2 separate regions of the Homo sapiens genome follow, and region 2 is linked to region 1. A link is a loop called in an ENCODE intact Hi-C map of the cell type or tissue named here. Cell type or tissue: Calu3. All regions are shown on one strand. Each heading gives the region's core, and the rest is flanking DNA. Links, peaks and the distances in the headings are about the cores only. Region 1 holds the start of IL2 (interleukin 2). Region 2 overlaps BLTP1 (bridge-like lipid transfer protein family member 1).

Region 1 (14,157 bases), core at 1-8,000:
AAAAATGTTAATTTTTTAAAGTACAGAGTAGTTTACCTTATATACAGTTATTCCCAATTGAAGTCTTATAGGCCTGTTGCCTTTATTTTCAAGCTTACCAAACATATTAATTATTCACATTTTCTTGAAATGATCAAAATGAATGCCAAAATTACATATTTTGTTATGATACCAAATGATAGTAACACAGAAGCTGAGATTTTCCTCATTTGTTAATTCAGTCAATGAACACAAAAATTTTTTCCCTAAATTGGGTGCAAATAAAGATTTAAATAAAAATAGATCTAGACAAATATTAAATGCTGGATGTGAAATAAACTTGATCGCTTTTCCTCTGAATGTACACCTATATTTGTGTAAGTTAAATGTATGAATTGATATGCACATTATACTTTCTTCTTTTCTAAATCTTGATTAGAGTCTCCTATTTTTCTACTTAAGTGAATCTCCTTATATTTTCCCCAAAGCAGAACAGAACTACACTAGAGTAAGCTAGGACATGCTTCTGTTTGGGATAAATTTGTGTGAAGAACATCTTCATAAATACTTACACCTATCCCTACCCCATCATAGTATCAATGCAGGTGAATTTGCCAACTTTTAAAAGTTTAAACATTAGAAATTTTGTTCTGTGGACTGGCTTTTTAGAAATTAGGCTTCTCTGCTGAAAGGAGCTATTTAAACGCTTCCTCTAGTTGATAAGCTAAGGAGGAAATATTTTGATATATAGTGAGATTTAAAAGAGAGCTTTTCAAATTTGAAGTGATTCCTACCCTGGGAACAAAAGCAGGTGAGATAGAGTGTTCCCTTTAAATAAGTATTCTCTTTTAAAAAACTGTTGCAGTGTTCTGTATCCTCTTAAGCATAATTGTTTAAATATTGTCATATCTTGGGATTTTTTTATTTTAAAAAGTGTTTGGCTTTTGAAACACAGTTTTCAGATTTTTGCATGGTTTTGTCTTAAATTTGTATCAAGAGTTAAGAATGAGTTTTCTGATGTTAATTATTTTAGAGTAAAACTCTTGCCATAGATAAGGAACTGAATCTGTCAATGTCTAGATGACATTGATCTCAATGTATTTTTTTAATTCAACTGAAACAGTCCACTAATAAGTGATTCATTTGGACACAACTGGAGTTACTTTTAGGAATGTCTTTTACTACTATACTTATGCTGCTTATTTAGGATACCTATTAACTCATGAATTTTATACCTTAGGAGACGGGATATAAAAAGACAAAAGTGAATCTCTTTTACATCACCTGAGTCCCTTGCATATTTTATGCTTCCTGTGCATTTAAAAATACTTAAGATTCTGAAAGTGGGGATTGCCTCTAAAAAGATTGTTGTTTGTTTAGTCCACTGGCCATTTTAATGGCTCCAGTTTTTTTTTTTAAGACAAATCTCTTATGGGTAGTCCTTCCATCAAATGATAAGGAAACACCATTTGAAAAGCCTTTCAGGTAATCAGTATTGGCTATTCCAGTAAATGATCTGAAGGAATTGAAAAATATATAGTAAAATCTGCCTGCTTTCTGTGAAACTCAACTCAGTACCTTCTCTCACTCCCAGTTTTGTGTTAATATGAAAGGTGATGGAGTTTGGGATGAGGCTTGTCCATTAGTAGATGGTAGGTGCAAACTCAGTAGCTTATACTCCCCAGTTAATCATTTAACATTAGAAATGATTCATGTTCACAGTGTACTTAAAATGTAGGCTAATTACATGCATGGGTACTTTACAAATACCAAAAATGTTATGTCACTTTAAAATGTGGTACTTTTCCCCCTACTTTTTTTTTTTTATTTCCAGGAGAGCAAATAAAGTAATGCCTTACCTTTAGTTCCAGAACTATTACGTTGATATTGCTGATTAAGTCCCTGGGTCTTAAGTGAAAGTTTTTGCTTTGAGCTAAATTTAGCACTTCCTCCAGAGGTTTGAGTTCTTCTTCTAGACACTGAAGATGTTTCAGTTCTGTGGCCTAGAATAATAATTATCATCAGCTCAGTTTACATAGAGGTCAGAATCAGAAATTAATTTCCAATTTATTTTATTTGGAGTAGCAGTATGTAGTTTTTACCATTCTCTCTGTTCTCAATGTCACTGTAAAGATGGACCAGTAGAGTTTACATTATAAAACTGGAAAAACTAGGGCTCAAGTACCTATGACTAGCGTTAAGTGATAGTTGACTCACTGGTTTTAGCTTAATTTGGCTTTGCAAAATGTTAGACTTTCTGCATCTAAATGCCTATTACAGATGTAGGCTGATTACTTTTCCAATCTGCATAGAAAATCATTAGAACCAGATGAGTTAGAATGTGGAAGCATAAAAATCACATTCTATGATTATAATATTTGATAGTCTAAGAGTTAAGAATCACAGAATGTTGAGAGAGAAGGAACTCTTGGATGCCATCTATCACAATCCCAACATTTTACACTAGGTAACAATAATCATGTAGTAGTGGCTCTCAATATAGCCTTGAGCAAGACACATTTTTAAATATGTCTTAAATTTTTACTTTTCTACAATCACTACATTAAGATGCATTTTAAAAATGTTTGTCCCAGTGAAATAAAAAATTATAATACTTTGGGAGGACTTTTGGACAGGCCTCTTGATTCTATATTATATATAATATTTCATATTTCTATGGTATATTACAATTTAAAAGAATTTTCTCCAAAATAGGCCCATTTACTTCTCACAGTCATCTTTTGAAGTAGGCAGTGAAGTATCATCTCCACTTTATAAATAAGCACACTAAATCTCAGAATTTGACCACATAAGTAGGTAGAGCCAGAATTAGATTTCATTTCTTTCTCATTATAGCATTAACATAGCATCCTTGGAATCAAATATTTTTATTAGTTTCTAAAATCTTTTGTAAATGTGCAATGAGGGTTAAATGAACAAATGAATAGAGTTTATCATTACTTTTGGTTTCAAACTTAGATTTCCATGAATTCTACCACCCCCTAAATTATGCACATAATCTCATCTTTCTAACACTCTTTAGTGGGAAAGGTAGGTCAAGACAATACCAATCCCCTGATATGTCCATCTATTGCGCTTTCAATTCACCACTACAAATTCTACAAATTCGGGTTTAAGTTTTTGGCATGAACAATGTGGAGAAATTTTCTTCAGAAAACAGCATCTAGTATCTTTATGTTGCTGGAGTTGCATTATGTGGCTCTGATTAAACTAGAGTAACATCTGTAAGCTGTCTCCTTTACATCTTTCAGAAGGGTAGTTAGAAGCAGATTTCTCTTGAATTAATAGAATTTGAGTCAATGGGATTGCATCTGTGTCCCCTTAAATCCTATTATTTTCTGGGCTTGGATTCACCCTGGCACAAGCTCTTTCTGGCACCAGATTTTGTTCATTCTCTCTTAACTGGCACAGCTACTAGGTAGCTTTACACACCTAATGTAGCCTAGGAGCTTGGATGATTATGCTTATGCTCTATCTGAATCCAAAAACAACCTAATGAAGCTTTTAATCTTGGAAAATAAGTCATATAGCATTATAAATCTCAAGTTCTATTGGTAAAAAGATAAAGTCCAAAATTTTACTTTGTATTTCTCAGTGAAAATTTTATCTTTAATACTACTAATAATAGCTAATGCTTGTATGGTATTTACCTTATGCCAGACACGGTTCTGAGTGCTTTACATTTACTTACTAATTCTCACAAAGCCATATTAAGTATATACAGTTATTCATTTAAGTAGACATGAAACTGAATCACAAACAGAGTAGGTAATTTGCCAAAGATCATGAAAGCTAGGACATGGCAGAGCTGAGATTTCACTTCAGATATCTGGCCCCAGACTCTGTGCTATTAGTGTTATGCTGCCTCTCACTTAGAAACCTTTCCTAAAACAAGAAAAGATTTTTAAAAGTGGGCTCCTTGGAAATAGATTTTGGTATTTTACATACTAAAATGACATAATCAAATATTTTAGAGTTTTACATTTTTAAATGAAACCATAAATGAACATTTTTGTTTAGAATTGTCTTATCGATAAAGTGAGAATATTATTTTTATGTTTTCTTCCCACCCCCACCAACACACAAATATATATTAAAAATATAGGTAAAACTGTTTTAATAGAGGCTTCATTATCAAACTTGGGTTTTCAAAAAAACAAATTAAAGTTACTCTTTACCTCAGATGAGCTGCTATTAGTCCCATCTGTGCAAATTTTCATATTACTTTGAATTTTATTAAAACAGAAATTGAACATAAAATATTGTACTTACCTTCTTGGGCATGTAAAACTTAAATGTGAGCATCCTGGTGAGTTTGGGATTCTTGTAATTCTAAGAAAGTATAATGCATTGTTATTAAGAAATGATCTCCAGCTAGATTACTAAATGTAATAATTTTAGTAAGAAAGGAAATATACTTACATTAATTCCATTCAAAATCATCTGTAAATCCAGCAGTAAATGCTCCAGTTGTAGCTGTGTTTTCTTTGTAGAACTTGAAGTAGGTGCACTGTTTGTGACAAGTGCAAGACTTAGTGCAATGCAAGACAGGAGTTGCATCCTGTACATTGTGGCAGGAGTTGAGGTTACTGTGAGTAGTGATTAAAGAGAGTGATAGGGAACTCTTGAACAAGAGATGCAATTTATACTGTTAATTCTGGAAAAATATTATGGGGGTGTCAAAATGTTTTACATATTACACATATTTTCAAAGACTTTACCTGTCTGAAAAAACATTACCTTCATTTTTCCTCTTCTGATGACTCTTTGGAATTTCTTTAAACCCCCAAAGACTGACTGAATGGATGTAGGTGAAATCCCTCTTTGTTACATTAGCCCACACTTAGGTGATAGCTCTAATTCATGCAATTAACGCCTTCTGTATGAAACAGTTTTTCCTCCTTTCTTTAAGGGGGTGGGGATACAAAAGTAACTCAGAAAATTTTCTTTGTCATAAAACTACACTGAACATGTGAATAGCATATTGTGGTGGACAAGAGCAAGAGTAAACAGATGAAAAGAATAAATGTTTAGATTTGTTGATAAAACAGGAAGTGTATTGGTTTCCTGTTTCAGAATGGTTTTACCTTTTTATCCACACAATGAGCTAATTGCATACAATAAGATAGATTGCTTCTTACATGTCAGCTAGAGAAATACTAAGATTAGAATACTTAAAATGCTTATTGAGCTTGAGGTACTGTTTAACGCTATTTTAATTTAAAATGATTATATATCTGTTTAAGTCTCTTAATGTCTATTGTACATTTTTTAAAGGGTGCGATTGTTAAATACTCAGAAAAAGGTTTGCATTCAAGGATACTGATGCTAGTTTTATAATAGACTTTGTATGTGTTATGTGTAAACCAGTCCATGTTTCTCGTTTTTATGTCTTTACCTCTTTAATGGATTTTTATTTATCCTCTAAATCACCTGGGACACTATGAATGTAACAATAATCGTTATGAAATATGATCTTGTTTTTAGTCAGAAGACTAGGATATTTAGGATAGGTGTTCATTCATCCTCAGTACAGTGCACAAACTGGCTGAACAATTGTACGGATATATACTTCTAATTTAACCTGGGGACACTTGAGGAGATCCTGTCTCAGAGAGAGTCCTTGTAAAGCTTCCATTCTATGGCCTTATTTATTTCTTACCTGGACTTTTTTTTTTTTTTTAAAGATGGTATTGTCTGTGTTTTTGTTTGTTTTTTTAAGACAATATTGTCTGGTCTTTAAACAGACATCTAGCACCTATAATGCCTTCAGGTATATAGAAAGAGAGAAAAGAGAACAGTGTACAGGCAGGCACTTAGTCTAATATAAGTCTTACAGACTTGTGAAGTGATGGCTCCTATTTTGCAGATTAGAAAACTGAGGCTCAGAGAAGTTAAGTAATTTGCTCTAGGTCACTCAGCCCTTATTGCCAGTAAGGGGCAGAAGAAGGATTTGAAAAGAGAATGTTCTGACTCCAAAAATCCACTCTCTTACCATTTGTATTTTTTCAAAGAACCTGATTTGTAATAGGGAAGATATGTACATACACAAGTGTAGTCCTGGGTGATAGGTGATTGCTGCCCCAAGGGAGGTGGATATAAGGAATCTTGAATAAGGAACAATTAATTTAAACTGGATTTTGAGGAGGGTGCATAGGCAGGAATGATTAAAGCAGTCTAAGGAACAGTCAAATGTAATATTTTACAAAGAACAGAGAAAAATGGTTCAATAAGAGTTTTCTATGCGTTAGGTAATGTTCGGAGAATATAAAACAAATTTAAAAATAAAGATTATAGTCCCTCAAGTAGAAAAAAAAATGAAGAAAAGGTCAGATTAGGGCCAAATCTCATGAACTTTTTATACGAAAAAATGCAAAATGTCTCTATACATTTCAGATCAAAATCACATTAACGCTGTTATAAGGGGCAGGCTATTTGGTAGTCTGTGTGTTATTTATTTAATATAATAAAGTACAGCTTTATTATACTTGTTTTGCTTCTCTAAAGAGTTTCAGTGTCTAATCCCAGCATCATCACTCAGGCCTTTACCCTTCCAGAATGGAAGAATTCAAGCCCACACATTTTCCTATGTGGGGGCTTTTCCAATGAGGTATTTGATGTTCTCCAGTCTTGATATTTCTATTTCTCTGGCTATTTCCATTAGAGAATGGGGCAATATATGGCTATACTTCTGGGACCCTGTAGAAAACTGAGTTCTTAGACCCCTAGTTTATCTCTGTTAATGCACAGTAGGCACCATTATAGAAGTTGGCTTTTTCATTTCTTTCTTGAAATACGTGTGGAAAAGCTACATTCGCTGTGACATACTTTCGCTTTCTCACGTCTGACACATCAGCTGGCTTTTCTGGTTGTGGCAGTAAAGTCACTAGTAGACTGCTAACTACCACGTGTGTCATACCCCCTGCTTCTCCTTTTACTATGCAGAATTTTACTATTAAACAAGAAGCTATTTTTAGTTGCTTAGCATTGTTTGTGACTTAGCCTCTTAGACTCAAGAGTGGCCCAAGTCCTTTCAAAGGGCAACCCCCATCCCTGAAGCTGCCTACCTAAGAGATTGCTCACTGTGTTGCACATATTGTCACTCCATCAAAGCTGACTTTCCAGGACTCTGCTTCCCATAAGTTTCTTCTTTCTGACCCTCTTTCAAAGTTTTGTAAAACTTTAATTTGGTCTGTAGCTTGATACCTATATTAATTCATCTCTTGTCAGTTTCTGTAAAGGCCTCTTGGGTTTTCAAGATTCAGTTCTGTTTCTTTGAAATTAGGAACGTGTTGGACAATTTCCACACCATCCAGAGATAATTCAGCTAGAAGCTCTGTGTTTCCTGTAAAAATCTGAATGAGCTCGGACATAGCTTGGTGATGCATTTGTCTTTATCAGCCCTATGGCCCTCCATAATGAAACACCACTTTTGTAAATCTGTTTATGATCACAGTTATGTCTCTGTGGTGTGTGCTCTTCCATGTGGCAAATTTTAATAATGTTCATAACCTTTTGGGATTGAAGAATTATTTCCATGGTACTTTCAATTTTGCAAAGTATTTTCAAATTTATTGTCTTGTATAGTCACATTTTACTGATAAGAAATTTGACATTTACAGAGGTTAAAGTGGCTTACCCAAGATCACATTCTTAATTAGTGGTGAAGTTAGAGCAAAAACTCAAAGCCTCCCTGACCCCTCATAATCTCATCTTTTTTCCAGTGTAAAATAGTGATAATAAATTCTGGACCCATTAGGCTACATAGAGTAGGATGAATGAGATTGTGCCCACTATTCCATCTCACTTCACTCTGTCGGTGGTAGCTGATGATTCAAGGAAGGCATCATCCATCTTCACCTAAACAACAATTTGAGTATCCTTAGGATTTCTTTTTTACTTTATTTATTTATTTTAATTATACTTTAAGTTTTAGAGTACATGTGCACAACGTGTGGGTTTGTTACATATGTATACATGTGCCATGTTGGTGTGCTGCACCCATTAAATCGTCATTTAACATTAGGTATGTCTCCTAATGCTATCCCTCCCCACTCCCCCCACCCCACAACAGGCCCCAGTGCGTGATGTTCCCCTTCCTGTGACCATGTGTTCTCATTGTTCAGTTACCACCTATGAGTGAGAACATGCGGTGTTTGGTTTTTTATCCTTGCGATAGTTTGCTGAGAATGATGGTTTCCAGCTTCATCCATGTCCCTACAAAGGACATGAACTCATCCTTTTTTATGGCTGCAAAGTATTCCATAGTGTATATGTGCCACATTTTCTTAATCTAGTCTATCATTGTTGGACATTTGGGTTGGTTCCAAGTCTTTGCTATTGTGAATAGTACCACAATAAACATATGTGTGCAAGTGTCTTTATAGCAGCATGATTTATAATCCTTTGGGTATATACCCAGTAATGGGATGGCTGGGTCAAATGGTATTTCTAGTTCTAGATCCCTGAGGAATCGCCATACTGACTTCCACAATGTTGAACTAGTTTACAGTCCCACTAACAGTGTAAAAGTGTTCCTATTTCTCCACATCCTCTCCAGCACCTGTTGTTTCTTGACTTTTTAATGATCGCCATTCTAACTGGTGTGAGATGGTATCTCATTGTGGTTTTGATTTGCATTTCTCTGATGGCCAGTGATGATGAGAATTTTTTCATGTGTCTTTTGGCTGCATAAATGTCTTCTTTTGAGAAGTGACTGTTCTTATCCTTTGCCCACTTTTTGATGGGGTTGTTTGTTTTTTTCTTGTAAATTTGTTTTTTTCTTGTAAATTTTGTTTTTTTCTTGTAAATTTGTTTTTTTCTTGTAAATTTGTTTGAGTTCATTGTAGATTCTGGATATTAGCCCTTTGTCAGATGCAAAAATTAGCCCTTTTGTCAGATTGCAAAAATTTTCTCCCATTCTGTAGGTTGCCTCTTCACTCTGATGGTAGTTTCTTTTGCTGTGCAGAAGCTCTTTAGTTTAATTAGACCCATTTGTCAATTTTGGCTTTTGTTGCCATTACTTTTGGTGTTCTAGACATGAAGTTCTTGCCCATGCCTATGTCCTGAATGGTATTGCCTAGGTTTTCTTCTAGGGTTTTTATGGTTTTAGGTCTAACATTTAAGTCTGTAATCCATCTTGAATTAATTTTTGTACAAGGTGTAAGGAAGGGATCCAATTTCAGCTTTCTACATATGGCTAGCCAGTTTTCCCAGCACCATTTATTAAATAGGGAATCCTTTCCCCATTGCTTGTTTTTGTCAGGTTTGTCAAAGATCAGATGGTTGTAGATATGCAGTATTATTTCTGAGGGCACTGTTTTGTTCCATTGGTCTATATCTCTGCTTTGGTACCAGTACCATGCTGTTTTGGTTACTGTAGCCTTGTAGTATAGTTTGAAGTCAGGTAGTGTGATGCCTCTAGCTTTGTTCTTTTGGCTTAGGATTGACTTGGCAATGCGGGCTCTTTTTTGGTTCCATATGAACTTTAAAGTAGTTTTTTCCAATTCTGTGAAGAAAGTCATTGGTAGCTTGATGGGGATGGCATTGAATCTATAAATTACCTTGGGCAGTATGGCCATTTTCACGATATTGATTCTTCCTACCCATGAGCATGGAATGTTCTTCCATTTATCTGTATCCTCTCATTTCATTGAGCAGTGGTTTATAGTTCTCCTTGAAGAGGTCCTTCACATCCCTTGTGAGTTGGATTCCTAGGTATTTTATTCTCTTTGAAGCAATTGTGAATGGGAGTTCACTCATGATTTGGCTCTCTGTTTGTCTGTTATTGGTGTATAAGAATGCTTGTGATTTTTGCACATTGATTTTGTATCCTGAGACTTTGCTGAAGTTGCTTATCAGCTTAAGGAGATTTTGGGCTGAGACAATGGGGTTTTCTATATATACAATCATGTCATCTGCAAACAGGGACAATTTGACCTCCTCTTTTCCTAATTGAATACCCTTTATTTCTTTCTCCTGCCTGATTGCCCTGCCAGAACTTCGAACACTGTGTTGAATAGGAGTGGTGAGAGAGGGCATCCCTGTCTTGTGCCAGTTTTCAAAGGGAATGCTTCCAGTTTTTGCCCATCCAGTATGATATTGGCTGTGGGTTGGTCATAGATAGCGCTTATTATTTTGAGATACGTCCCATCAGTACCTAATTTATTGAGAGTTTTTAGCATGAAGGGCTGTTGAATTTTGTCAAAGGCCTTTTCTGCATCTGTTGAGATAATCATGTGTTTTTTGTTGTTGGTTCTGTTTATATGCTGGATTACATTTATTGATTTTCGTATGTTGAACCAGCCTTGCATCCCAGGAATGAAGCCAGCTTGATCATGGTGGATAAGCTTTGTGGTGTGCTGCTGGATTCAGTTTGCCAGTATTTTATTAAAGATTTTTGCATCGATGTTCATCAGGGATATTGGTCTGAAATTCTCTTTTTTTGTTGTGTCTCTGCCAGGCTTTGGTATCAGGATGATGCTGGCCTCATAAAATGAGTTAGGGAGGATTCCCTCTTTTTCTATTGATTGGAATAGTTTCAGAAGGAATCGTACCAGCTCCTCCTTGTACCTCTGGTAGAATTTGGCTGTGAATCCATCTGGTCCTGGACTTTTATTGGTTGGTAAGGTGTTAATTGTTGCCTCAATTTCAGAGCCTGTTATTGGTCTATTCAGAGATTCAGCTTCTTCCTGGTTTAGTCTTGGGAGGGTGTATGTGTCGAGGAATTTATCCATTTCTTCTAGATTTTCTAGTTTATTTGCATAGAGGTGTTTATAGTATTCTTTGATGGTAGTTTGTATTTCTGTGGGATCAGTGGTGATATCCCGTTTATCATTTTTTATTGTGTCTATTTGATTCTTCTCTCTTCTGTATTAGTTTTGCTAGTGGTCTATCAATTTTGTTGATCTTTTCAAAAAACCAGCTCCTGGATTCATTGATTTTTTGAAGGGTTTTTTGTATGTCTCTATCTCCTTCAGTTCTGCTCTGATTGTAGTTATTTCTTGCCTTCTGCTAGCTTTTGAATGTGTTTGCTCTTGTTTCTCTAGTTCTTTTAATTGTGATGTTAGGCTGTCAATTTTAGATCTTTCCTGCTTTCTCTTGTGGGCATTTAGTGCTATAAATTTTCCTCTACACACTGCTTTGAATGTGTCCCAGAGATTCTGGTATGTTGTGTCTTTGTTCTCGTTGGTTTCAAAGAACATCTTTACTTCTGCCTTCATTTCGTTATGTACCCAGTAGTCATTCAGGAGCAGGTTGTTCAGTTTCCATGTAGTTGAGCGGTTTTGAGTGAGTTTCTTAATCCTGAGTTTTAGTTTGATTGCACTGTGGTCTGAGAGACAGTTTGTTGTACTTTCTGTTCTTTTACATTTGCTGAGGAGTGCTTTACTTCCAACTATGTGTTCAATTTTGGAATCGGTGTGGTGTGGTGCCGAAAAGAATGTATATTCTGTTGATTTGGGGTGGAGAGTTCTGTAGATGTCTATTAGGTCCGCTTGGTGCAGAGTTGAGTTCAATTCCTGGATATCCTTGTTAATTTTCTGTCTCATTGATCTGTCTAATGTTGACAGTGGGGTGTTAAAGTCTCCCATTATTATTGTGTGGGAGTCTAAGTCTCTTTGTAGGTCTCTAAGGACTTGCTTTATGAATCTAGGTGCTCCTGTATTGGGTGCATATATATTTAGGATAGTTAACTCTTCTTGTTGAATTGATCCCTTTACCATTATGTAATGGCCTTCTGTGTCTCTTTTGATCTTTGTTGGTTTAAAGTCTGTTTTATCAGAGACTAGGATTGCAACCCCTGCCTTTTTTTGTTTTCCATTTGCTTGGTAGATCTTCCTCCATCCCTTTATTTTGAGCCTATGTGTGTCTCTGCACGTGAGATGGGTTTCCTGAATACAGCACACTGATGGGTCTTGACTCTTTATCCAGTTTGCCAGTCTGTGTCTTTTAATTGGAGCATTTAGCCTATTTACATTTAAGGTTAATATTGTTATGTGTGAATTTGATCCTGTCATGATGATGTTAGCTGGTTATTTTGCTCGTTAGTTGATGCAGTTTCTTCCTGGCCTCAATGGTGTTTACAATTTGGCATGTTTTTGCAGTGGCTGGTACCGGTTGTTCCTTTCCATGTTTAGCGCTTCCTTCAGGAGCTCTTGTAGGGCAGGCCTGGTGGTGACAAAATCTTTCAGCGTTCACTTGTCTATATTTTATTTCTCCTTCACTTATGAAGCATAGTTTGGCTGGATATGAAATTCTGGGTTGAAAATTCTTTTCTTTAAGAATGTTGAATATTGGCCCCCACTCTCTTCTGGCTTGTAGAGTTTCTGCCGAGAGATCAGCTGTTAATCTGATGGGCTTTCCTTTGTGGGTAAGCTGACCTTTCTCTCTGGCTGCCCTTAACATTTTTTCCTTCATTTCAACTTTAGTGAATCTAACAATTATGTGTCTTGGAGTTGCTCTTCTCGAGGATTATATTTGTGGCGTTCTCTGTATTTCCTGAATTTGAATGTCAGCCTGCCTTGCTAGATTGGGGAAGTTCTCTTGGATAATATCCTGCAGAGTGTTTTCCAGCTTGGTTCCATTCTCCCCATCACTTTCAGGTACACCAATCAGACGTAGATTTGGTCTTTTCACATAGTCCCATATTTCTTGGAGGCTTTGTTCATTTCTTTTTTTTCTTTTTTCTCTAAACTTCTCTTCTTGCTTCATTTCATTCATTTGATCTTCCATCACTGATACCCTTTCTTCCAGTTGATCGAATCAGCTACTGAGGCTTGTGCATTTGTCATGTAGTTCTTGTGCCATGGTTTTCAGCTCCATCAGGTCCTTTAAGGACTTCTCTGCATTGGTTATTCTAGTTAGCCATTCATCTAATTTTTTTCAAGGTTTTTAACTTCTTTGCCGTGGGTTCGAACTTCCTCCTTTAGCTCAGAGTAGTTTGATCATCTGAAGCCTTCTTCTCTCAACTCGTCAAAGTCATTCTCCGTCCAGCTTGGTTCCATTGCTGGTGAGGAGCTGCGTTCCTTTGGAGGAGGAGAAGCGCTCTAATTTTTAGAGTTACCAGTTTTTCTGCTGTGTTTTTTTCCCCATCTTTGTGGTTTTATCTACCTTTGGTCTTTGATGATGGTGCCGTACAGATAGGGTTTTGGTGTGGATGTCCTTTCTGTTTGTTAGTTTTCCTTCTAACAGTCAGGACCCTCAGCTGTAGGTCTGTTGGAGCTTGCTGGAGGTCCACTCCAGACCCTATTTGCCTGGGTATTAGCAGCGGAGGCTGCAGAACAGTGGATATTGGTGAACAGCAAATGTTGCTGCCTGATCGTTCCTCTGGAAGTTTTTTCTCAGAGGAGTACCCAGCCATGTGAGGTGTCAGTCTGCCCCTACTTGGGGGTGCCTCCCAGTTAGGTTACTCGGGGGTCAGGGACCCACTTGAGGAGGCAGTCTGTCCATTCTCAGATCTCAAGCTGCATGCTGGGAGAACCACTACTCTCTTCCAAGCTGTCAGACAGGGACATTTAAGTCTGCAGAGGTTTCTGCTGCCTTTTGTTTGGCTATGCCCTGCCCCCGGAGGTGGAGTCTACAGAGGCAGGCAGGCCTCCTTGAGCTGCAGTGGGCTCCACCCAGTTCGAGCTTCCCAGCTGCTTTGTTTACCTACTCAAGCCTCGGCAATGGTGCGCACCCCTCTCCCAGCCTCGCTGCCACCTTGCAGTTTGATCTCAGACTGCTGTGCTAGCAGTGAGTGAGGCTCCGTGGGCATAGGACCCTCTGAGCCAGGTGCTGGATATAATCTCTTGGTGGTGTGCTGTTTGCTAAGACCATTGGAAAAGCGCAGTATTAGGGTGGGAGTGACACGATTTTCCAGGTGCTGTCTGTCACCCCTTTCTTTGACTAGGAAAAGGGAATTCCCTAACCCCTTTCACTTCCCTGGTGAGGTGATGCCTCGCCCTGCTTTGGCTCAGGCTTGGTGCACTGCACCCACTGTCCTGTACCCACTGTCCGACACTCCCCAGTGAGATGAACCCGGTACCTCAGTTGGAAATGCAGAAATCATCCGTCTTCTGCGTCGCTCATGCTGGGAGCTGTAGACTGGAGCTGTTCCTATTCGGCCATCTTGGCTCCACCCCCCAAGCCTTAGGATTTCTAAGAACTTGGAGCAGC
Region 2 (15,556 bases), core at 2,877-10,876, 150 kb before region 1:
ATGTAATATTTTCCTCTCTATAACATAACTCATTCTGTATTTCAGAGTAGAAATTGCAACCGTATCTTAGAAAATATAAAAGAAGATTCTATAATCCATTCCATAGTTACTTATTCAGAACTTTAAAAACATATGACCCCAAACTAGGTGATAAGCAAATTACAAAGATATGTGGGTAAAAATTTTACTTACTTCTGTTTGGAACATTAGGTATTTAAACATATAATAATAAAAAGATTTAAATGAATTTTTGATGAATGAAGAAGTTAAGTAGTATAAATAGAGGATGTATTGAGGCATAGGAATGATTCGAACTGATACTTGAGTAAGTTCTACTTTTTGATGATTGAGCGCCTTTCAAGAGAGGGACAGTTTGATGAAAGAAAATAGCAAGAAACTGGGACTGAAAGACACATTTATTTGCTGAGAATGAGATAAGAATTGTGGGAGTATGAGGAAAATTATAAAGACTTGCAGTAATTGTTGTGAGGAGTGTGTTGGAGAAATGACAGAAGATGAAGAGTTGGATCACCAAGCAACACAGGTGCTTTATACTTGCGTTCAGGAAAAGACTGAGGGTCAGCTAAGGTACTGCTTGCTAGGATCCACATATATATGGCCCTTCCCCTTAAGAATTATTTAATTAGGGAAATTGCTGTGTAGATAAATTAATATACAGAAATGTGTATTTTTTGGCAAACATCATGTAGGAAGGAAGGACCAAATGCTGATAAGGGTGTATCAGAAAGAGTTTGAATAAACAAAATGTGATAAAGAACTTAGAAGAGCACTTGGCACTCAGTAAGCACTCAAATATTAGGTATTAGAATTGATAAATATATGCACTCAGTAAGCAAATATTAGGTATTAGAATTTACACATAACTACTTAGGAGTAAAAAATAAATAAGAACAGAATGTAAGTGAGGGGATAAAGTCATTTAAGGAAAGTGAGCTCAAGGAACAGGGATGTGTAAGAGGGCTGTGGTTTGGAATTCAAATGATGAAAAGCAGAGACAGTAGTAGTTTAATGTTTTGGAAATAGCATTGAAAAGTAAGCTAAACACCATCTGCTGCTGGATCAAAGGAATGAATGAATTTGAGATTTCCAAATAATAATGGCAACAAAAAGCCATATGCAAATGAAGTTAGAGAATCAGGGAAATGAAAAGCATAATGTAAGACAGTGGAAGCTTTCCTGGTAGTAGATGGAAGATAGAGACAACAGGGATGGGAAGAGGTAGTTGATAGCTGGGTTGGGGGGGTGATATTATATACACACAAATACACACATACATATATGTATGTATGTATATGGCTGTAGGTAGGGTTATCAATGATGAGGCTTAGGTAAGGGATGATTGTAGATTTGAGTTAGGAGGCAGAGAGAAGTACTTAATTATAAGTTGAAGAAAAGAAAATGTAATCTGTATGCTGTATATTTTAGAGAAGGATAGCTCAGAGAGGAAAGGTACAAGCGTACAGGCAGGCACTAAGTGTACAAAGACACATATAATCTACAAAGACACATATAGTTTATTCTTCCAAAATACAAATATATATTTTTTTATTTTGTTTTTGAGTCAGTCTCTGTCATCCAGGCTGGAATGTAGTGGTGCCATCTCGGCTCACTGCAACTTCTGCCTCCTCCTGGGTTCAAGTGATTCTCCTGCCACAGCCTCTCGAGTAGCTGGGATTACAGGTGCCCACCAGCACACCCAGCTAATTTTTTTTATTTTTAGTAGAGATGGGGTTTCTCCATGTTGGCCAGGCTAGTCCCGAACTCCTGACCTCAGGTCATCCACCCATCTTAGCCTCCCAAAGTGCTGGGATTAAGGCATGAGCCACCGTGCCTGGCCCAAATATATGTTAATTAATATGTTCTGGTATAACCAATCCACAAATCCTTAATACTTTACTTTCCATCTCTTCATCCATATCATTCTTTCATTCCCTTTCTGGTGTATTTATTCATCTTTATGTACAAAGGTCTTTTTTGGGGGGCCAAGTTATGTCCTTGTCTCTCTTTTCTTGGTCTTATCTTGGATGTACCTTCTGTTGACTGTTGCCTCTATTTTCTTCCTATTTTCTGTTCTAGTAGAAAACTAAAAAATATTTTTATCATAGTACTAACTAAATAGATTTTTGACCCCTAAATTTCAAAAGCCCAAAAAAGATTAATTTCTCCTTCAAAACAAACAAAATCTGCTTTTTATCTATTTGGTTCTTAGTTATTTTGATAATATCTGTGGTCCCTAATAGGGGAAGAAAACATTCCATCCCACCTATACAGACTCCCTGGGATGATGATCAACTCAACATATGTACAAAAAGATTAATCATTGTAAGAAAGAATATTTGAAAGATAGGCAGGCAGAATGTTTTCAAATCAATGGAAAGAGAAGTGGAAACAGAAGTAAGATATTAAGATATTAGAACATTATTTTCTGTATGCCACATTGCCCAGGCAAAAAAAAAAAAAAATGCTCTCTTAATAGTAACTTCACCACCAGGGGCTCTGCAACAGAATTCACATTATTAGTTGAAGAAATTAGTCCAGTTTACTTTTTTCCCTCAAATGTGTTTTCTGAGATGTATAAACACATGTTTTGGTTCAATAATATATACAGTGTTTTAATTGAATATAAAATGTTATTAATAAATGTCTACATATGCAGAATTATCCCTATCTTTCATATATCTGTCTCAGTTAAATGTAACTTAGCTAAAGATCTCTGTATCAGTGGTCAGTAAAAAGAAAATATTTTGTGAGGATTTTTTTTTAATGCACAAAATAGTTATTTTTTTTCTTTAAAAAAAAAAATTGTCCCGAACTCTTCTTTCCTTTAGGTGGGGAGCAGCCTATTCCTCTCTGGAACGAACATGATGGAACAGCAGATGGAGATAAACCTAAAATTCTCCTCTATTCCCTAAACTTGCAGTTCAAGGTAACATAAATATAATGATACTTTTATAAAAATTTTTCTAATCAATTAATATATGCTTGTTATAGAAAATTTGTATCTTACATAAATTACCAAACAGAAAATAAAAATGATCTATAACTCCATCTACTCAGAGAAAAAGCTTTAACAATAATTATTTGAATATTCTTTAGGACTTTTTTCCTGTTAGTATTTTTATATATGCATATATTTATACATTTGAAAAATAATTGGATACCTTTCCATATTAGAATATTTAGATTAGTTTTATCTTCTTGAACATCTGTATTGTATGTTGTACAGTTGTAACAATTTATTCAGCCACTCCCTTCTGACGAACATTTTGTTTTTCTTCAAGTACTGCTGTTATAATTTACTCTGCAAGAAATATTTTATGCACTTTTCCAGTTAACTATATTACTTTTAGAAGGCTGATGCAGGAGGATTGCTTGAGCCCAGGAGTTTGAGACTAGCTCTGGCAACATAGCGAGACTTTGTCTCTACAAAAAATTTGAAAAAACAAAAAAATTAGCCAGGTGGGTGGCACACACCTGTAGTCTCAGTTACTTCGGAGGCTAAAGCAGGAGGATTGCTTCAGTCTGGAAGTTCAAGGCTACAGTGAGCTGTGGTTGTGCCACTGCATTTGAGCCTGGGCAACAGAGTGAGACCTGTCTTAAAAAACAAACAAAGACTATATTATTTTAATAGAAAACTTAATATTTCCAATATTTAAGATACTGGTGTTCATAAAAGTTATTTAATTGTATTTAATGTATTCAATCCATTGAATACTAAATTTTAAATATAAAATATCAAAATGAAACATAATGGGAAAAAATTGCTACTAACACGAGAAATTAACGTTGCCAGTTTTATCAGTTCATTAGACATATCCTATACAGGCATACCTTGTTTTATTGCACTTCGCTTTATTGTGTTTCACAGGTATTGAGGTTTTTTTATGAATTGAAGGTGCCATTTTTCCAATAGCATATATTCACTTTCTGTGTGTCATATTTTACTAATTCTCACAATATTTCAAACTTTTTCATTAGTATTATATGTCTGTTATAATGCTCTGTGATCAGAAATCTTTGATGTTGCTGCGGGAATTGTTTAGGGGCGCCAGGAGCTGCACCAATGTAGGATAGCAAACTAAATCGTTAAATGTTGTTGCACATCTCTCACTTTCAATCAAAAGCTAGAAACGATTAAGCTTGGTGAGGAAGATATGTCAAAAGCCAAGACAGGCTGAAAGCTAGGTCTCTTGCGCCAGTTAGCCAAGTTGTGAATGCAAAGGTGAAGTTCTTAAACGAAATTAAAAGTGCTACTCCAGTGAACACAGGAATGATAAGAAAGCCAAACAGCCTTATTGCAGATATGGAGAAAGTTTGAATGGTGTGGATAGACCAGCCACAACATTCCCCTAAGCTAAAGCCTAATCCAGAGCAATGCCCTAATTTTCTTCAATTCTATGAAGGCTGGGAGAGGTGAGGAAGCTGCAAAAGAAAACTTGGAAGCTAGCAGAGATTGGTTCATAATGTTTAAGGAAAGAACCTGTCTTCATAACATAAAAGTGCAAACTGAGGATCAAGCTAGAATAATTGATGAAGGTGGTTACGCTAAACGACAGATTTTTCCATGTAGCCTTCTATGGGAAAAAGATGCTAGCTAGGACTTTCACAGCTAGAGAGAAATCAATGCCTGGCTTCAAAGGACAGGCTGACTCTTGTTAGGGTCAAATGCAGCTGGTGACTTTAAGTGGAAGCCAGTGCTCATTTACCATTCTGAAAATCCTAGGGCCTTTAAGAATTACGCTAAATCTCTGCCTATGCTCTATCAGTGGAACAACAAAGTCTTGATGACAGCACATCTTTTTACAACATGGTTCACTGAATATTTTAAGCCCGCTATGGGTCTACTGCTCAGAACAAAGAGTCCTTTAAAAATATTACTGCTCACTGACAATGCACCTGGTCACCTAAGAGCTCTGGTGAAAATTTACAAGGAAATTAACGTTTTTATGCCTAACACATTTCTTCTGCAGCTCATGAATTGAGTAATTTCAACTTTCAAGTGTATGATTTAAGAAATACATTTTGTAAGGCTACAGTTTTCATAGATAGTGATTCCTCAGATGGATCTGGGCAAAGTAAATTGAAAACCTTCTGGAAGAGAGAACACTTTGATTCATGAGAGGAGGTGCTAATATCAACATTACTAGGACTTTGGAAGAAGTCGGTTCCAACTCTCATGGATTACTTTGAGGGACTCAAGACACTTCAGTAGAGGAAGTAAATGCAGACAGGGTGGAAATAGCAAGGGAACTAGAATTAAATGTGGAGCGTGAAGATGGGACTGAATTGCTGCAATCTTATGATAAAACTTGAATGGGTGAAGAGTTCCTTCTTATGAATGAGCAAAGAAATTCTATCTTCAGATAGAATCTACTCCTGGTGAAGATGCTGTAAACACTGTTGAAATGACAAAGGATTTAGAATGTTCCATAAACTTAGTTGATGAAGCAGTGGCAAGGTATGGAAAGGATTGACTGTAACTTTGGAAGAGGTTCTGCTGTGGGTAAAATGCTATCAAACAGCATCATATGCTACAGAGAAGTCTTTCATGAAAGGAAGAGTCAATCAGTGACACAAACCTCATTGTCATTTTATTTGAAGAAACTGCCACAGTCACCCCAGACTTCAACAACCACTACCATGATCAGTCAGCAGCCATCAACATCAAGGCAAGACCCTCCACTAGCAAAAAGATTACAACCCACTAAAAGCTCAGATGATTGTTGGCATTTTTTAGCAATAAAGTTTTGTTTTGTTTTTGAGACAGAGTCTTGCTCTGTCTCAGGCTGGAGTGCAGTTGCATGATCTCGGCTCACTGCAACCTCCGACTCCCTGGTTCAAGCTATTCTCCTGCCTCAGCCTACTGAGTAGCTGGGATTACAGGCACACACCACCATGCCCATCTAATTTTGTATTTTTAGTAGAGATAGGGTTTCACCATGTTGGCCAGGGTGGTCTCGACCTCATGACCTCAAGTGATCTGCCTGCCTCAGCCTCCCAATGTGGTGAGATTACAGGCGTGAGCCACCACGCCCAGCCAAAGTATTTTTTAAATTAAGGCATGTACAATGTTTTTTAGACATAATGGTATTACACATTTAATGGACTGTAGTATAACCTTTTATATGCACTGGAAAACAAAAAAATTTGTGTGACCCACTTTATTACAATGGTCTGGAACCAAACCCATATTATCTCCAAGGTATGCCTGTTCATGGTTTAAAACACGACTATTTTATTTATCATATACTGAAAGACTACATTTGAGTAGGTATATGTTGTTGATTTAAGATTCATTTTTTTCCTCCTAACATATAATCTGCTAGGGTATTCAAGTAACGGCCACTACTCCATCAATGAGAGCTGTAAGATTTGAAACTGGATTGATTGAACTGGAACTTTCTAACCGACTTCAAACCAAAGCTTCACCAGGAAGTAGCAGCTATCTGAAACTGTTTGGCAAATGCCAGGTGGATTTAAATCTGGCATTAGGACAAATTGTCAAACATCAGGTGAGTACAGAATATGTTGATGTTAGAACGATGGCTTTTAAATTTTGCACATCAATTTTAACTACTGTAACTTATGTATTATTATATTTACAAAAATATTTAGTTTAATTTCCTAAAGTTTCTGATTATAAATTCAGTGAAAACTCATTTACCTTGGCATTTCATTGAAAATTGTAGCCGCATATTGTTATAGTTTAGTGCAGATGCACTCACATAAAACTTAATCCAGTATCTTCGTAATCATTTGCTTGTAATTTTTTTTATTTTGCTAAACATTTTTTATTTCAAAGTCTTGTGCTAACATTACTCAGTTCTTAAAATGTTAAGTGTATACCTTTCCTGTAGAATATTAGCAAGTTCTGCATATAGTAATGTTAAATAAAGTTAAAAAACAGCAGTTAGATTCTCTATTTTATAAAAATGAATGTTCACAGCTTATTGGAGATTTTTTTTGTTTTTATTTTGCCAAAAATTATTATGTAGATTTTAATCTTTTTTCCTCTTTGAAGAACCAAGTAGAAAAATGCCAGTCACAGTTTCAAAACTGAATCGCTGCATTAAAGATACGAGGAAAAAATGAACAAAAATTTCTTGTCATCTCTTAGAGGTTCTAATTATTCTGAAATATTTAATACATTGCCATTTAGAATATGGACCTCATCCTAACTTTTATATAAAGTTTATCTATGACTTCATATTTACTTCTTGCATGGCTATTTTGTATATTAATTTCAAGTGTTTATGGTACAGAGTATAAGGAATATACATTAACAGCTGAATTTGAGAAAAATGTATTATAGTTTTTTTGGTGAACAATACCATTAATAATGTTTAGTTTCATATTAAAACTTTTTCCATTATTTTATTTTATTGAGCTTTAAATTTTATTTTAGGTTTATGAGGAAGCTGGTTCTGATTTTCATCAAGTTGCCTATTTTAAAACCAGAATTGGATTAAGAAATGCCCTCCGAGAAGAAATCAGTGGTTCTTCAGATAGGGAAGCTGTGCTTATTACTTTGAATAGACCAATTGTTTATGCACAGCCTGTGGCCTTTGATAGAGGTAAGATAAAGTCAATCACTACTATCCTCTGGGATCTAGGAATGCTTTGTTAATGCTAGATAAGAATCTTGTAGTTTACTGGTGTAAATGCTTGACAGCTAAATGGTTCCTAAATCTGAAATGTGTGTATCCAAAAAAAAAATCTTGCTTTTTGCCTTCAGTTTTTAAAAGTTATTTTACATTTTAAAGTTATTTTGTCTTCTGGCTGGATAACATAAGAGTGTCTGCTTCAGATTATGTAATTGTAATGCTGATTTTTTTTGTTTTGATAATTAATGCACCCATTTGTGTTTTGGCACTGTGTTTATTTTTATATTCTATAAACATTTATCAGGTACTGCCTAGAAGTGGAATACAAAAATAAACAACAGTATCCCTGCCCTCAAGGACCTGTCAGTCCAGTGGAAAAGAAAACAAAGTAGACTACACAGTGGAGTCAGAGATGTGTTCTTGGTTCTGAGGAATTCTCTACCTTTGCCTATGCTTCTTAGAGGAGAAACTAATTCTTGATTTGACTTTGAATTAGGAGTTCACCAGGGAGATAAGGAAATGAAATTTACTTTTATATCCCAGGGCCTAGAACAGTCCCTGGCATACAATAAGAACGAAATAAACATTGAGTAAGAGAGAATAAGAATGAATGTGTTTAAACACATAAGTCTAAGAAAATATAGCAGTAGGTTTCATAGAAGAAAATAATGGGAAAGAAGGCTGAACAGGTAGACAAGGTCTAATTAATGTGGATTGGGCAAATATATTTGAACTGTATTTTAGAAGTAATGAGGAGCCATTTAAGAAGCCATTTAAGATCTTCATCAGTGATGGACATAGGCTAGTAACAGAATCCTGTTAGAAAATTGCCCTTTTGGCAGTGTTACAGATAGCATTTTATTTTGCTGAATCCCATGTACATGTTTTTCAGTTCTCATTTTACTGACCTCTCATCAGCTTTCATCAGCTTCTTAAAGTATTTTGTACCCTTGGTGTCCTTGACACAAAACAGGTTGAGTACTGGTTTTCCAAAGTAATTGGGACAGGAAGTGTTTCAGATTTTGGATTTTTTCAGATTTTGGTATATTTGTGTATACATAATGAGATATCTTGGGGCTGGGACCCAAGTTTAAACATGAAATTTATTTATGTTTCATATACACCATATACACATAGCCTGAAGATAATTTTATAAAATATTTTAAATAATTTTGTGCATGAAACAAAGTTTTGACAGCATTTTGGCTGCAGTCTCACATGAGTTCAGATGTGGAATTTTCCACTTGTAGCATCATATCAACATTCAGAAAGTTTTGGGATTTTGGATTTCGGATTAGGGATGCTCAACCTGCATTTGCTTTTCCTCCTACTTCTCTGGCCTCTCCATCTTTATGTCCTTTTTAGAGGCCCCTCCATCTATACACTGCTGTGAAATGAAGGTTTTCCTTAAGGTTTGTTTCTGTTTAACAAACTCAAACATCTTTGACTTTTCTCTGTAAATCAGATCCTTTTAATGGTATGTTCCTAGCATTATGTACCTTAAAGAATTTTAAAAGAAGTAACAGCTCTACAGATGAAGTTAAGCACCATGTCTGTTTTCATTTGTTATTCCATCCCAGTATCTAACATATAATAGGCATTTCACAAATAAGTTAGAGGGAATGAACAGACCTGGATTTTCTTCTTCCTTGTGCCATTATGTGGTTGCCTGCTTTCTGTTTTATTTTTTCATTTGTTATTTAAAAAATGGTGACTATATGTCCTCTTAGATCTTTCCTAATTCTAATGCTACAGTTTTCTGGGTGTAATTTTTATTAAGCAACAGGATTTTGCAGCTTTTGAGTTTTACTTAACATATAGATTTACAGTGTTGATTTTAATTTTCTTTCTGCCCTGTCTTAATTATCAAAAGCTGTGCTGTTTTGGCTGAATTATAAGGCCGCCTATGACAACTGGAATGAACAACGAATGGCTTTACATAAGGATATTCATATGGCTACAAAGGAAGTAGTAGATATGCTACCTGGTATCCAGCAAACATCAGCCCAGGCCTTTGGGACTCTTTTTCTCCAGCTCACTGTCAATGATCTGGGAATTTGCCTACCTATCACAAATACTGCACAGGTACAAAAAGTCAAGTCATATTCCAGGATTAAGAGCCAGGCATTTCTACATAACCATTTCTAAGTATTTAGAATATAACAGTACATTTTTCAGTGTAACAGTTTATAACTGTTTAGTAGGTAGCAAGTAAGATTGAATTCCTTCAACCATTACTCATCTCAATGTATTAAATCTTAATCTCATGGGACTTTTCTCTGAAGCACTCTTATATGCTTCAGAATAGTGATAAGATTGATACCCCCCAGATAACTCTTAATTTTTACCTTCATAAAAAGAAGCTTAGTTTCAGAATCATTTTATTGTTTTCTTTTTTAACAAGGAAGTCATTGGTATGGACTTGTTTATAAGATGGAAATAAAAGGACATTTAAGAATACTGTTTAATGAACTTAACCTGTAATAGAATAGGGAATTCCAAAATGCTTTTATACTGTAATATTTAATGGTAATGAAACTTCAAAGCAGTGTGCACATAAACCAGGAATTTTCTCTTTGCAACTTAAGACCAATTTTCAGGAATATGTAACTGCATGCACATGTGTGTATGAGAGAGAGAAAAGGCTATGAACACCTGTCAGGCCAAGAAGCAACAGTTATTAACAATAGCATATAGAGATCTATATTTTACTGTTACAATTTACCTTAATAACTTGTAACCAGTTGTTGAATTAATTTATCTTTTAGGATTCTGTTCGGTAAGACAGTGTTAAGAAAAACTTCAGGTTGAGGATGGGTGGCATTGGTATGTTTGTGTTTCAGGAACTGAAATATAGTAGTTTTTTAATAGCATAATGGGCACTGCCTAGGAAGGCCATAAACACCACAGGTGGGTGGCATAGTGAGATCATCTCCCCACAACTAAAAGAGAGGCTTGAGATAGAAATGTAGATAGCCCTTTGTATGTTAAGTAAGAAAAAAAATGCACATGGCAAGTACATTGCACTTAAGCAATTTAATTTTTAAAAGGCATCTTTCTAAGCTGCTCTTTAATGAACATATCTAGGCTTGACCGTTTCTAGATTTCTATTCCTATGAATCCTGTGAGGATTTCTAAGTTTAAAAAATTGTCACCTTTTGTCTTATTTCTTCTTTAATATATTTTGCAGTCTAATCATACTGGAGACCTTGACACTGGTTCTGCTTTGGTATTAACCATTGAAAGTACTCTCATCACTGCATGCTCTTCAGAGTCTCTGGTTAGCAAAGGGCATTTCAAAAACTTTTGTATCCGTTTTGCTGATGGATTTGAGACATCATGGGATGACTGGAAACCAGAAATTCATGGGGATTTAGTGATGAATGCCTGTGAGTATCTTTTATTTCTATATACAGTTTAGAACTTAAAAAATAAAACATTAAGTCTCCATTTGTGAAATTAAAAGATGCTTAGATATAGCAAATGTTTTTAGACTTTGAGAAAGAAGGGCTATTTCTAGTTACAGGTAACAAACCATATTCGTGAAAAACTACAGCATTGAGTAGTTTTGGTAAGTAAACCAACCAGGCATTCTTTTTGGTACTATAACATTTGAATGTTTACACAGTCCCTGATTTTTCCTGTAATTGATCCATGTTTGACCAGATAAAGCATTTTTGACCTGTCGGAATCTTGAAAAAAAATGATAAATGTGCAATATCCAACTCACCATAAAACACAGAACAGGTTGTAAATAGCCAGGACCAGGAACGCCAGCCTTAATTAATATTGACGTGAATAAATCCACATGTTCAAATTTGTAGGAGTGCAGAGTGTAACATGAATTCCTGCAATTCCATAATATTCAAGGTTGGGTATAACTAAAGCTGTGTTTATAGGCCGTATTGAAGATACGGAATTTATTTGTATATATTTTTATATTTTAAATATTATAGCAGAGTTGGTAAAGCATCATTAATCTTAATAATAAAGAAAAATTATAAATAAGGAGTTAAAAGGTTATGAACTAAAATTCCTCAATCTTGTAAACTAAATTACTTACTTTTTAGAAAGCGGTAGCCCATTGTTTATGTAATTTTTTCCTCTCTCCACTAGAGGGAAATCTTTCTACTTCCCATTTTCTTTGAGGAATGAGAAAATTTCTATTATTTTTACAAAAATTGAAGTTTTAGCATTCAAAATGAAAAAGTCTTGGTTTTAATGTGTAGGGAAGGAAAAATATCTTTTCCTACTACCCTTTTAGGCTATTTGCTGGGGGGCTTGTGTAATAAAAGACCAATTAATGAGAGAAAAGCATACAGGTTTATTTAATATGAGGTTTTTTTGTGACATGGAGCCTTCATAAGGAAATGAAGATCCAAAGAAATGGTTAAACCTGAGTATTTTTATGCTAGGTTTGATGAAGAGTAGAGAGTTGTAGAGCAATGTGAGAAAATAAAAAGGGGTATGAGTTAAGCGTAGTAAACTGGGGGAAACTAACCAAGGTCTGTTTGTTCAGATTCATCTCAGTGTCCCTCCACTTTGGAGATGAGGATGCTCCTTTCCTCTGGGTATAGGAAGGGCATCTCTCACATGTGGTTCATATGACCTACTTCAGAAGAAAGTCAAAGTCCTTCCTGCATCTGCTGCTTCTCAAATTGCTTCAGTTTAAAATACCTTCCATATGACAAGGTGCCATTTTAGAAGGCAGTGTGTACTAAACCCCATCAAATACTTTGCATTTAGATAATTATAGGTAAAATACCAGTACTTATTTGAAATACTTCAGGTTACTGAGAAGACTTGATATGGAAATACTCATGCCTATTATCCAAAAGACCAGTATCAGCCTACAACAGAAATCTTTATAGATTTATTATTTTACACAATAGTTATACATGGCTTTTTAAAAATCACTAAAACATATCTTTTGTTTTTTTAATAAAAGACAAAAATAAATTTAAACTTAGTGATTTTTATTAAGGTGACAGCTTTACCATCATTGTATTTATTAAAATAAGTAGAATATATTTGGAAAAAAAGGAAGTAAACCATTTCCTTAACAGTTTATCTTAAAGGGCAAATGCATAAGATATAAAATGAGAAATACGCTCTGACTCAGAATCAGAAACATGCATTAAAAAATGAACAAATAATTTAGCACCTCAGTATATATTCTGTTAATACAGAACACTAACATGCTGGTAATCATGATACTCAGAATAATTTATTTTGGGTTTTAGAGGGGACTAACTGACATGCTTCTGTAACATGCTTATTGTTTGGGTTTCTTGGGAGGGGGCCAGAAGGAGATAAGCAGAGTAGTTATGTAACTGACATATTTATAAAACTTCCAAATGATAAAATGGACAAATTAGTTTACTAGCTTATAGTTTTTATTAGTAATAAGTATACCTCAATATTTTTGAACAAAGGTGATGTGTATAGGGCAGAGAAATAAGGAATGTTAGGATTATGCCTTAGAATTTTTTTAACAGGTCATTTTTAAAACATACTCTAAAAAAAAAGTGACCCAGTAAAATTTCTTCTCTAGGTGATAATGTTTATTGAGAAATGCATTAGAAATTAACAAGGACAGTCTATAGGAAGAGTTCAAAGAACGATTTAAGTAGATAGTAAATATTAGGACAATATCATGAATGTGTATTCAGACAAAATAAACCATCAGAAGTTTAGATGTCTGCAAGCTCTCTGTAAAACCTAGGTAGCCTTTGGTCATCAGAGCAGAAAAATTACCATCCTGCATTCAGCCTAATGGTTGCTCCAAGTCATCATTCTGTCTGTGATACAGAAACCACAGGTATTATGGGGAAGAGACTAGTTGATTTCTTAGTCCTCATTTTCAGGATTCAGATCTACATCTAAAAATCGTAATATTCCTTATTAATTCATCGTGGCTCTATATTCTATGAGTTTATATATTCATCTTTTAAGCTTAATGTTTTTGTTGCTTTTTAGAGACAGAATCTTGCTCTGTTACCTAGGCTGGAGTGCAGTGGTGCCATCATAGCTCACTGCAGCCTTGAACTACTGAGCTCAAGCAATCCTCCCGCCTCAGCCCCCCAAGTAGCTGGGACCACAGGCACATGCCGCCATACCTGGCTAATTTTTAAATTTCCTGTATAGATGGAGTCTCACTATGTTGCCCAGGCTGGTCATGAACTCCTAGCCTCAAGTGATCTTGTGGCTTTGACCTCCCAAAGCACTGGGATTATAGGTGTGAGCCACCACACCTAGCCTTTAAGCTTAATTTTTAAAAATTCTCTACTACTCCTTGGGATAGGAAATCCTAAAAGTTTTCTTCTCCCTTTTTATTTACTAATTCTTCCTTTCACTTGGCCTCAGTTATGTTATTCAGATTTCAAAGGGTTTTCTTTTCATTCTAGCATTCTTGGATTTGAAAGGGTAATGTGGGTCTTATTGTTCAGATTTGTAACCATGACTACAAAGGTGAATTGGGTGATACTCCAAAATCAAATCTAGTTATTTCTTAATTAGAATTTGTATGTGAGACACAGGTACTATACAGTTCAAAGGTATAATTTAGATGTTAAACTTATTGGCAGTCTTTAAAAAAACATAATAACAAGTAGATCCTCTCTCACAAACTAAGTTGTAATATTTCTAAGTTGGAAAGATTTTTCCCTTTTGAAATTTTTCAAAGACAGAAATGTAATACCAAATTACCTAAAATATGAATAGTAAGCTCAAATTTAAGTAACATTTGAATACCAATTTAGGATTCTCAGAGTGAATTACAAAAGGACATTAAAGATATATGTACTCTGGAGTTTAAATTGATATTTAGTTTCTTCTAAGGATGACTGAGGAAGGTCTTAATTCTATGTTTAGAGTTTACTTTGTTTAAAAGTTGTTTCAACTTTTACTATGTAAAATTGTTGAATTTAATTAACATCTTTTTTGAAGCTGAAGTTACCAGATTAAAGCCAGTTGGTAGTAAATGTTTCAAAGTTAAAGTAGATATATTCTGGAGATAGGTCCATGATCTTGAGATTGACATCATAGCCTTCAGCCATTTTTTTTCTCATAAAATGTTCCATGTCAAAAGAGAAGGTAAGACTGATGAATCATGTGTCTGACCTAATGTGGCAGCTCTTAGTTACCAAAATTCTATTTTAAGTCATTTGCATTCTCAAAGTGCCATTCATTTATGATAACAAATTGTCACAGCATCCTGGATATTAGTAGATAAGCCATCTAGAGTGTCAGAGTTGGCCAGGTGTTGTCACTCAAATAAGGAAATCACATGCAGAAAGTAAAGCTAAAACTGCAGTTAAATTATTTAAATCATAGAATAAAATATTGTGAAATATTTTATTTCACAATAAGAATCGATCTTATGAGTCATTAAGATAGCCCTTTCATTCCAAAGATTAAGAACTAAAATCTAGGAAGGATAGTAATCCTCTTTGTATTTAGACAATAATCTTGTGTGAAAAATTAAAGAGTACAATATATAGTCACAAATGTATTTTTATTGAAAACTATTTTTGGGGTGATTTTTGTACAGGTGTAGTTCCAGATGGCACCTATGAAGTATGTTCAAGAACTACAGGACAAGCAGCAGCTGGTAGGTTCACATGCAGCATTATTTTATGTTAGATAGAATTCTGCCTTTATTTTAATGGCAAGAGAATCTTTTGGCTAAGCTAATTCTGGTGTTCACTAATTTAAAAAAAAACTATTTTGTATTAGAACATTTGTATTTATTTAACAATTATTAATCAGACACCTACTGTGTGTTTATATATATATATATAAATATATACATATATATATACTACAAGATGTTTTAGAAAAGATTAAAATGAATAAGATATACTTTCTATCCTTCATACTTTTAAATTTTTACAATGTAGTTAAGGCACATGTACAAAATTACATTGAAA

What was found. Hi-C counts contacts between places; a loop is a spot of excess contacts. Peaks named below come from ENCODE experiments on the same cell type or tissue, not always from the same donor. Only the 100,000 strongest peaks of a DNase experiment are listed, where the experiment ranks them.
Region 2: a loop joins it to region 1, with 2.8 times the contacts of the local background. A loop is called at or near these places in 9 of 110 quality-filtered maps.

Annotation. Positions count from the first base shown.
Region 1 is chr4:122,451,872-122,466,028 of GRCh38, forward strand. IL2 (interleukin 2) reads right to left here and starts at 4,854. Exons shown (of 4, transcript NM_000586.4): 1 at 4,423-4,854; 2 at 4,273-4,332; 3 at 1,839-1,982. The coding sequence starts at 4,569. RefSeq lists an enhancer at 6,840-6,899. In Calu3, for the core only: no CTCF peak of the experiment used is centred there; no DNase peak of the experiment used is centred there.
Region 2 is chr4:122,298,451-122,314,006 of GRCh38, forward strand. BLTP1 (bridge-like lipid transfer protein family member 1) reads left to right here. Exons shown (of 88, transcript NM_001384125.1): 55 at 2,850-2,947; 56 at 6,348-6,533; 57 at 7,427-7,595; 58 at 9,499-9,710; 59 at 10,816-11,014; 60 at 15,178-15,237. Among named protein-coding and RNA genes, the nearest start is that of ADAD1, 73 kb to the right of the region's middle. RefSeq lists an enhancer at 7,331-7,861. In Calu3, for the core only: no CTCF peak of the experiment used is centred there; no DNase peak of the experiment used is centred there.